Linked DNA regions of Homo sapiens: region 2 is linked to region 1. Evidence: read pairs that join two places in POLR2A ChIA-PET (ENCODE). Cell type or tissue: Caco-2. All regions are shown on one strand. Links, peaks and the distances in the headings refer to the core of each region. The heading gives the core; the rest is flanking DNA. Region 1 has its middle 7.3 kb from the start of LINC01348. Region 2 overlaps LOC107985365 (a long non-coding RNA gene).

Region 1 (5,376 bases), core at 252-5,251:
CCATAAGCCTGCAGGACTCTTGCTCTTCTCCTTATTTAACTACACCAGCTTAGGAGTAGCCTACATGCTCCATCTTCATTTCCTTACCCCATCTACTCCACAGTCTACCATTCTCTTGCTGAGGTTACTTACCTGGCCTCTTTCCTCTACACTCTTTTCCACACTCACTTGTCCAGGTGCACATTAATACCTACACCTGACTATCCTACAGATAACTCGAATTCAAGATGGTGGGGGAATAAACTCACCATCTTACTCTATATGTCTGCCTGTCCTTCAGTATTTCTCATGTGGGATAAGGGTGCTATGATTCACCCACTTGTCCAAGACAGAACACCTCGATGTCATTCTTTTTTTAAATTTTTAATTTTTTTTTGAGACAGAGTTTCGCTGTTATCACCCAGGCTGGAGTGCAATGGCGCGATCTCAGCTCACTGCAACCTCTGCCTCCCCTTTTCAAGCGATTCTCCTGCCTCAGCCTCCTGAGTAGCTGGGATTACAGGCACCCACCACAATGCCTGGCTAATTTTTTTTGTTTGTTTGTTTGTCTGTTTTTGTTTTCGAGACAGAGTTTTGCTTTTGTTGCCCAGGCTGGAGTGCAATGGCATGATCTCGGCTCACCGCAACCTCTGCCTCCCGGGCTCAAGCGATTCTCCTGCCTCAACCTCCTGAGTAGCTGGGATTACAGGCATGCGCCACCATGCCTGGCTAATTTTGTATTTTTAGTAGAGATGGGATTTCTCCATGTTGATCAGGCTGGTCTCAAACTCCCAATCTCAGGTGATCCACCCGCCTTGGCCTCTGAAAGTGCTGGGATTACAGGTGTGAGCCACCGTGCCCAGCCAATTTTTTGTCTTTTTAATAGAGAGGGGGTTTCACCACATTGGCCAGGCTGGTCTCAAACTCCTGACCTCAGGTGATCCACCCTCCTCGGCCTCCCAAAATGCTGGGACTGCAGGTGTGAGCCACCGCACCTGGCCTGGATGTCATTCTTGACTCCACTTTGCTGCCTTATTCTATCACTGAGTTCCACCTGCATGGTTCCCTTGGCCAGGGATAACGCCGTTTTTCACCCTCCTGACAGCTCCCATTCTTCCTGCAAAATCCTCACCTGATGTCACTATGGCTGCAAAGCTTCCCCAGCTTCCTCCCTAAGAGAGACGCCGTGGCACTTTTTTTTTTTTTTGAGACAGAGTCTCGCTCTGTCACCCAGGCTGGAGTGCAGTGGTGTGATCTTGGCTCACTGCAACCTCCGCCTCCTGGGTTCAAGTGATTCTCCTGCCTCAGCCTCCTGAGTAGCTGGGACTACAGGTGCACGGCACCACGCCCGGCTAATTTTTGTATTTTTAGTAGAGACAGGGTTTCACTATGTTGATCAAAATGGTCTCCATCTCCTGACCTCTAGGAGGCAGGCCCGATCCGCCCGCCTCAACCTCCCAAAGTGCTGGGATTACAGGCATGAGCCACTGCGCCCGGCCCAGTTGTACTTTTTTGACATATGTATGTCTTCTCTTATTTTCCCCATTGCTCTATTGCCATTCTTTGTTTTTCTGCTGCTCACTTGCTGGATATAAACATCCTGAGAGCAAGAACTGCTTTGGCACATTTCAGTTTCTAGCACAGTGCATAGCACATAGTAGACCCTCAATACATGTGTGGAAGTGAGCCCTCCAATATTCCAGGTAAGTTACAAAGGGGCCTGGTTATTAGGGCCTCTTCATGGCTAGTGATGGTCAAAGAGAAAAATCGGGCAGGAATCCAAGAAGCACGGTAGCCCTCTTTTCCCCTTTTCTAGGCATCTGGCTGTGCCTGCATTTCCTTTTGTGGCCAAAACATCAGAGCTTGAGGTTCAGCTTTGTCATTTCCTGACACTCTGAAACTCTGACCCTCTGAGTTTCATTTTGCCAAAGGACAAGATCCTAGAGGATAATGCAGTCTCGAGCATTCTGTGACCGTCAGACTCCAGGGCCCTCCTCATGCCCACCCTCTCTCAGCAGCGTGCATGAGTGTGGCATGTGCAAGTGTGTGCAGTGTGCCCTGGGTGTGCACATGCTGTTTGCAAAGGCAGACCAAGGTGTCTAGAATGCCGTTTCAGTTGGCCATGACTAGATGCATCCACAGCGGTGTTTCTTTATTGGGGCGATGGCTGAGAAAGGAAATTGCATTGTTTTGGGGCTGTCTCAGGAAGGACATTTGATACATCCACAAAGTTTAGCCTTCCAAGTGGCCTCCACTTTCAGCCAGTGCATTGGTTGGCAACTCCTGGGTAGGAGTCCAGGTTACTGGGGAAGGGAAGTGGAGGGTCTGTAGGAGGATGGGGGTCCAAGAGAGCTGTAGAGCCAGCAGGCTGCCCTTCTGTGCTGTTCCAGGTGAGAACTGCCATCATCACACACTGGGAGGTTCAGTCATGGCTGTTAGCCGGGGCACAAGCCAACAGATGTATCAGCAACCTGAGATGGCATGGCACCTGGATGTGCAGCCCGGAAGGGGTGTGCATGTGGAGGAAGGGACTCGGGCCCAGCTCGGCTGCGGGCCTCCACAGTACCTGTTGGGGGTGGGGCTGGTCTTGAGTAACCCCTGAATGGACTTTACCCTGAAGCCGGTTTGTGTAACTCCCGTAATTAGCTAACTAGGTTAGTCATTGCTTACGCCCTCCTGAGTCCTCAACCTTTTTTTATTTTTTCAGGACGATCTCTATAAACAGGTCATACAATATGCCACACGTTTTCTGCCAAATTCCTCTGCAGATACTTGACTCCATTTTGCGTATTCAGGTGGCTCCAAGGCAGGCCACCTTCTCTTGCTGAGTGTCCTGACCTAGGGGTGATTTCACCGGTGGCTGCAGCCTTTCCCGCCCAACCTGGTTTTACTTAAGGGATAGACTGTGTTATTTTTTATTTTTTGAGACAGAGTTTCGCTCTGTCACCCAAGCTGGAGTGCAGGGGCATGATCTCGGATCACTGCAACCTCTGCCTCCTGGGTTCAAGTGATTCTCCTGCCTCAGCCTCCTGAGTAGCTGGGACTACAGGCACCCGCCACCATGCCCGGCTAATTTTTGTATTTTTAGTAGAGATGGGGTTTCACCTTATTGGCCAGGCTGGTCTTGAACTTCTGACCTTGTGATCTGCCCACCTCGGCCTCCCAAAGTGCTGGGATTATAGGCGTGAGCGACCGTGCCCAGCCTAGACTGTGTTATTTTGTTCACCCATGTATACCTTTATTCACTCCCTCCTGCCCCAAATGTTATTGAACATCGACTAAGCCAGGCACTCTGCAAACTGTATCAATCTAACTGAGGCTCCATCCCCAACCTGGAGAGCTTGTAAGCTAAGCACTATTAAAGGAGTTCCTGTATGAACCAAATCCTGGAGTCCTCCACACAGTTATTGATGCAGAGTTGCTCAGCATCTTTCATAGAGAAAATGCAGTCACATCCAATCTGTCATCAATAATATGAAATACTTATTTTGCTTATATTCAATATCATCAGAGGATCATTCAGAACAGGTGCTACCTAGATTTAAGACTCTTGGTGCTGTCATTATAATCAAAAGCACCTAACGACAGCCCACACATGCTAATGCAAACATAATAATATTAGTGCTTTTGGTTAAAACACGGCTCAGTGAAAGATTTCTGCAGGCCAGACGTAGTATGCAAGTGAAACTTTATTTTTAAACCCTTTGAGTAGCCCAGTGAAACAAGAATACTGTAATAAAGGTTATGTGCAGAGTGGAAACTTATCCCAGGGGTTTCTCCCACAATACACCTCACCTGGGTAAACATACATTTGCATATCAATGCATGGATTACAGACTTTTCCTTTTCTGAGAAAGAGAAGGTACCCTGTTACACACACAGGAGACCAACAGCCAGGAGCTTTCAAGTCCCATGCAATCTGAGAACAGAGGACTTAGGTCTTCAGAGCCCCAGAGGCCAGTCCTCTATAGCAATCTCTCTCTTCTTTCTCTTAGTGCATGGGGATTCTGTTTTGTAACTCGCCCCGCCTTCAGAGATGGCCTACTCCCATCTGGGAGGCTGTGCTGGCTTCTGCAGGAGCCAGCCAGATTTTGAAATTGCATTTGGAGCCAGTCACTGTAGAAAGGCTGGTTCTTGGAGGGGAAGAAAGGTGGCTTTGATAGTTATTGATGAGCTCACCAGGTAGGAATGGGACCTTTCAAATAGGGCAAATTAAATCCCAGGCCTTGAGCTTGGGGCCTGGGATTTGCTGCTGCTGCATTGCAAAGAGCAGGTGGGCAGGCTCTGGGAGTATCAGATGCACAAAGTACAGGTGAACAGGTAACCAGATTGGTATCTCTGCAGGTGCCCTGAGGCTGGGAAACAGCACTGGCGGGGTGGAGAGGCAGCCTGCAACTCGGTGTCCCTCTTGCCTGAAGCAGCCAACAGGTTAACCCAGGTCTGTTCCTGCAGGACTGACATGCGCTGGTTCCAGCCGATGAAAGCAGATGCAAATCAGTGCAATTTCCTCTGCAGCAATAATTAACCCACGGGAACCTTGCTGGAGCAGGTAGTTTCAGGAGAATGGCACTGAAGATGTTGGAGAGAGATTAGCATTTTTCAGCTCTCATCGCAGTGATTTGCGCTGCATTTTAGTGTGTATTCAGTTCCAACTCATTACCATAAAAAAAAAAACCCTCATACATTAAATTGCTAGGCAGGGGGAATCGACTTTGTTTAGGTAGATAGAGAGCCTGGGATGCTAGTGGACATTGCTGGAGAACTGGCCGTGAAAGTGTGTCCTCAGTTTCCTGATTTGTCATGGGAGGAACTTGGCCTCTCCAACCTCTAGAACCAGTCCAGCTGGCAACCTACTATTCTGTTTCCTTCCTTCCTTCCTTCCTTCCTTCCTTCCTTCCTTCCTTCCTTCCTTTTTATTTGAGATGGAGTCTTGCTCTGTCTCCCAGGCTGGAGTGCAGTGGCGTGATCTCAGCTCACAGCAACCTCCGCCTCCCGGGTTCAAGCAATTCTCCTGCCTCAACCTCCTGAGTAGCTGGGATTACAGGCGCATGCTACCATGCCCGGCTAATTTTTGTATTTTTTTTAGTACAGACGGGGTTTCACCATGTTGGCCAGGCTGGTCTCAAACTCCTGACCTTGTGATCCGCCTGCCTAGGCCTCCCAAAGTGCTGGGATTACAGGCGTGAGCCACTGCCCCAGGCCTGTTTGCTTTTATGAATTGGAGGACTGCCTGGGCCCAGGGAAGCCGCTATTCATCTGCCTAAGCTGTAGCTGTTGGATGACACAGGATCCTCATCTCAAGTTGCTTTGAGGACAAGACCACTTTCTTGGGCCCCTCTGCACGTGGGCAGTCCTTCCATGATGACAGCTGCCCTGTTATGGTGGGATTACTTTGGA
Region 2 (5,376 bases), core at 121-5,120, 210 kb after region 1:
TATGTGCTTGATTAAGTAAAACCAACCTCTCTGCTCTCTGGAAGCCTGTTTTCTTCTGTTTGGTTTGAAGTGGTTAATGAAGTCTTGGCTTGGGTAGAGCCTTGGCTCTAACTGAGATTCTGTGATCTACTGTGAATTATAGGGATGTACTCTGCAATGAGTCGTGAAGCTTCTGGGGCAGAAAGGATGTGTGGGTGTGCTTACAGAGCAGTCCAACCCTGTCTCCTACCTCGGCCTCAAGCAGTCTAAGGGAGTCTGGTAAGGGAGGCAACCACAGCATTTGGGAAGTTCTTAAGGTCACCGGCTTCCCTCTTTTGAGACAAGTATCAGAAGACTTGAGATTTCAAATGAAATGTCTGCTTATTCTGTTGTGTGGACAGCTCAGGAGTTCACATATGAGTAAAGAGGATACTAACCACCAGCTACTCTCTTCAAACCATGTACACTGTCCATTGCAGTAAAGCATTTGTCTCTGTTTTGGAATAACTTACGAAGTTGATGACCCCTAGGAGTTCTATAAGAATTTTGTCAAGTCATCTTATCAGAAACTTAATTTGTAGGGGTAGGCACAGTGGCTCACCCCTGTAATCCCAGCATTTTGGGAGGCCAAGGCGGCGGATCACTTGAGGATAGGAGTTTGAGACCAGCCTAGCCAACATGGTGCAACCCCATCTCTACTAAAAATACTGTGTATATATATATATCCCATCTCTACTAAAAAATTGACCTGGGTGTGGTGGCGCATGCCTGTAAACCCAGCTGCTCGGGAGGCTGAGGCAGGAGAATTGCTTGAACCCAGGAGGCAGAGGTTGCAGTGAGCTGAGATCATGCCACTGCACTCCAGCCTGGGTGACAGAGCGAGACTCTGTCTCAAAAAAAAAAAAAAAAAGAAACTTAATTTGTTTTGGCCAAGGAAAACAGGGCTTTAAGCACCCTTAAATCAGATTTGCTCTTTTATAATTGTTTTGTCAAAGGGACTTCTCTGCTTTCATTCTCAGCCACCTCTGTCTTTGTCAAGTGGCTCACGCCTGTAATCCCAGCATTTTGGGAGGCCAATGCAGGTGGATCAGGAGGTTAGGAGTTGAAGACCAGCCTGGCCAATATGGTGAAACCCCATCTCTACTAAAAATAAAAAATTAGCCGGGCGTGGTGGTGTGCGCCTGTAGTCCCAGCTAGTCAGGAGGCTGAGGGAGAAGATATACTTGAACCTGGGAGGTGGAGCTTGCAGTGAGCTGCACTCCAGCCTGAGCAACAAAGTGAGACTCCGTTCCCCCCAAAAAATTTTACTGATGAAACTTGGGCCAAAGGCTTGGGCATGGACTTCCCAGGGTAGGGAAAGAGGGAACAGGCAGGGTTATATTTACTCTTATTTCCCTTGTTAAGGCAAGGATGCTTAATTTTAGTGGTGATGACGATAAAAATGATGTTAACTAGCATTCACTGAACATTTGTTACGTGCTTGGCATGGTACTAAGCACTTTGCGTGCATTATCTCACACAATTCTCCCAACAGCTCTACAAAATACACTCTATTCCCCCACCCCGAATTTTATATATGAAGGTGTGAAAGGAAAATAAATCTCAGGACCGCAAAATCACTAATCCAAGGGAAAAGTCAAGCCGGGAACTGCGTCAGGCAAACCTGCCTCCCATTCTATTCCTAAATAAGATAGCTACAAAGATAAAAAAGCTACAGATCCCTTTCACAATTTGCCCACCAGGAAATTCCTTGTGGTCTGCAAGATCTTTACCCTAAAATGGTTCTGTTGAATTACCTGACAATGTAAATGGATAGCTTATCTTCATGGGTGCAGGACAAAGGACAGAACTCAAAGTCATCCCTCTGCTCACCTGAGACAAAAGCATATCTGATTGTTTTTTTCTGATGTAAAAATGAAGGCATAAGTGAATATTCCTCCACCCCCTCACATGTAAATTGTCTATTTAATGAAAAGCTGAACAAAGACTCAAAAGAATGCAAAGTTTGTCTCTTACCTACCCACACCTTTAAAAAATTTCTTCCTTTTCTTCCAATATCTGCCCTTTCCCCTTTAAATAAGCCTTCAAAATCATCTTTGGAGAAAGGCACAGACCTTCCTCCAGGGCATGTGTCCTTAACCTTGGTAAAATAAACTTCCTAAATTGGTTGAGATTCCTCTCAGATATTTTTTGGTTTACAGAGCAAACCGAGGTTTAAAGATGCTGCGGTAGCATGCCCAAAGATCTATCTTAACTGGGGACACAGAAGCAGACTCTCAGATGAGGATTTGTGTGCAGGAGATTTGTAAGGAAGGGCTCCCTGGAGGAACCTGGTAAAAGAGTTGGGGAAGCTGGTCTGGGAAGGGGCCAGGGATGATCTCAGAGGGTGGCTTACACCTGATTCTGCAAGCAGGGATGGCTGCAGGGCCGTGCGCCTGTGCAGTCACACGGGCCCCACACTTAGGCCTTACACTTGGGTTGATGCTCTGCTGTTGTTGCTGTCTTGAAATTCTTCATACTGTTTGAACAAGGGATCTGCTTTTTCATTTTGCACTGGGTCTTGCAAATTCTGTAGGGAGTCCTGTCCCCAGGGCAGCTCTAAAGTATAAGTGCCTCAGAGCTGCCCCACCCAAGGCAAGGAGCTGGGGCTGCATGCTCTCATCATCAGCCATTCATTGGTCATCTGTTAAGGGCTGCCCCAGGGGGACATATGTTCCTGCAGGCTATAGGTTCCTTCTCTGTGCAAGCAAAGCAGCTGTACTACTCTGCAGGCAATACTGCTGATAAAGAGCTGCAGGTGATGGCTGTTGAAAGTGAAAACATTCTTAGGGGCCTCAGGATTCAAACCTGGGGCTGGAGTTTCTAACCCCTCTTCCTGCCAGAGGTCATGTGCTTCCCTGCCCTGCAGTGACGGTGGCTTCAGTTCCGCTATGAGTCCTGGAGTCCTCGGGCTCCTCCTTCCCTTCTTTTTGTCCACTGCTTCTGATTGTGGATAAAAGGGGAAGTGAAAGAATGATAAGGAAGATTGGGCAGTGGTGCAAACTGCTAGGAAAACCATGATTCACCTTCCTGGAGACAGTCCCTCTGGCCTGGGTGGGCCACCCACCGATCCATGATGATGTCGCCATGCCAATCATGCCAGTTCAGCCTTCCCTTCAGATGTGTAGTCCTCAAGTGTTTTCTAACAAAACACACATATATATGTTTTTCTACTTTGTCATCTCCTGTGAATTTCTAAGAAAATGTAATTCTTTTTTTTTTTTTTTGGACAGGGTTTTGCTCTGTTACCCAGGCTGGAGTGCAGTGGCATGATTGTGGCTCACTGTAGCCTCTGGCTCCTGGGCTCCAGCCATCCTTTGGCTTCAGCCTCCTGAGTACTTGGGACCACAGGTGCACCCAACCACACTTGGCTTTTATTTTAATTAAAAAATTTTTTAAATTATTTACTTATTTATTTATTTTGAGATGGCGTCTGGCTCTATTACCAACACTGGAGTGCAGTGGCACGATCTCAGCTTACTGCAACCTCCACCTCTCAGGTTCAAGCGATTCTTGTGCCTCAGCCTTCCGAGTAGCTGGGATTACAGGTGCATGCTACAACTCTCAGCTAATTTTTGTATTTTTTTGCAGAGACAGGGTTTTGCCATGTTGCCCAGGCTGGTCTCGAGCTCCTGACCTCAGGTGAGCCACTCACCTCAGCCTCTCAAAGTGCTGGGATTACAGGTGTGAACCACCATTCCTGAGCTTTTTAAAAAAAATTTATTTTAATTTATTATTTAGTATTTTGTAGAGACAAGGTCTCACTATGTTGACCAGGCTTGTCTACAACTTCTGGCCTCAAGCAATCCTCCTGCCGCAGCCTCCCAAAGTGCTGGGATTATAGGCATGAACCACAGCACCTGGATGAAAATGTAATTCTTACGGCCTTGAGTCTTTGTGTTAAGCTCCTCAAACCGTGTGTTTTAAAGAACTTTTAAAATTTCAGGCTAAAAAATAATAATGACATGTTTGTTCTTGGCAGGCCGGGTGTGTCTGTGCCTATGTATGTAACATGCATATCCTCTATTACTGCAGTGTAAAGATTCACGCAAGTGTCATTAGTTTTACAGTTCTATACAAAGTTTACCAGTTTTAACTCTAGGGTTAGGTTGTTGAAGGCTTGACTGAAGAGTCCTTCCGAATGGCACACTCATGAGCCATTACCAGAAGCTTTTATGGGCAGAGGTGGGCCGATCACTTGAGGCCAGGAGTTTGCGAGCAGCCTGGCCAACATGGCGAAACCCCATCTCTACTAAAAATACAAAAATTAACTGGGCTTGGTAGCACACGCCTGTAGTCTCAGCTATTTGGGAGGCAGAGGCAGGAGAATTACTTGAACCCAGGAGGCGGAGGTTGCAGTGAGCCAAGATTGCGCCACTGCACTCCAGCCTCGGTGACAGAGCGAGACTCCAAAAAAGAAGCTTTGATGGAAGGGAAAACAAGCAGGCATACAAAATGGTCCCCTGAAACACCGCATTTGCAGAGGATGGATTCGAAGTCAAACAGCAGGGACTTTCCTTCTTAAAAATTATGACTCCTGCAAACATGTCCATGGGTTGCTATGCAACAGGCACATCCAGTCAATACAGAGCACATAAATTAGCAATAAACGTGAGGGCGAAATTGCTTTCTGATTTTTTCCACCAGAAACTTCCTGGAAATGTTCAAACACTTCCTGCATATCTGTGCCACGCCTGAAAAAGTGTCCCTCTCTGTTCAGTGGGCACCAGCTCCTAAGAGCGTTTAAAGATCTTGACTTTGAAAGTTTGACTGCTTGTCCTAAGCTGCTCATTCATCCCTGGGTTGCTGTCCTCACCAACTAGACCACGTATGGGAGAAGAGTGAACCAGGTCTCTTCTAGAATGCAATGCCAGGACTTTAAAATTGCTATCCTTTGTCCCCTTTGTGTTCATTATCTTAATGACCCATTACTTACCTCATCTTACCCTCTTCCTCTTATCCTTAGCATTTTTGCAGTGTGCTTACTTTGTCTTTTAATTAGGTCTGATTCATTGGGTAGCCAAGGTGATGCACTCATCCTGCTGAAAAAGAATTCATCCATGTGGTTCATCCAGGGCATCTGGCTAAAACCCAACACACAAACCACTGCTAAACCTCAGCCTTCCTTGCATGGGAAAGCAGCAGAAAGTTCTCTCTCTTTTTTTTTATTTCCACAAAATCTACATCCTCAAAGCACGCAGAGAAGCAAATGCTGGCTAGAAGTGTCATTGTTTACTCAAGACACTGTACAAAAAAAGAGGAAGGAGCAGACGTTTGGCCACCAAAGCAAATCTGAAGGAATCTTCGAAGGAGGAAGAGTCTAAGAATTTAAGAGGAGGCCATGATGACACGACCATT

Evidence for each region. Peaks named below come from ENCODE experiments on the same cell type or tissue, not always from the same donor. Only the 100,000 strongest peaks of a DNase experiment are listed, where the experiment ranks them.
Region 2: POLR2A ChIA-PET joins it to region 1 with 15 read pairs; 5 of 35 experiments call an interaction of 5 or more read pairs at or near these places.

Annotation. Positions count from the first base shown.
Region 1 is chr1:235,059,813-235,065,188 of GRCh38, reverse strand. No RefSeq gene overlaps it. Among named protein-coding and RNA genes, the nearest start is that of LINC01348, 7.3 kb to the left of the region's middle. In Caco-2, for the core only: no CTCF peak of the experiment used is centred there; DNase peaks (open chromatin) are centred at 2,558 and 4,328.
Region 2 is chr1:234,849,261-234,854,636 of GRCh38, reverse strand. All of the region lies in intron 2 of LOC107985365 (a long non-coding RNA gene), which reads left to right. Among named protein-coding and RNA genes, the nearest start is that of LINC02961, 92 kb to the right of the region's middle. RefSeq lists an enhancer at 2,801-3,095 and a silencer at 5,141-5,376. In Caco-2, for the core only: no CTCF peak of the experiment used is centred there; a DNase peak (open chromatin) is centred at 2,686.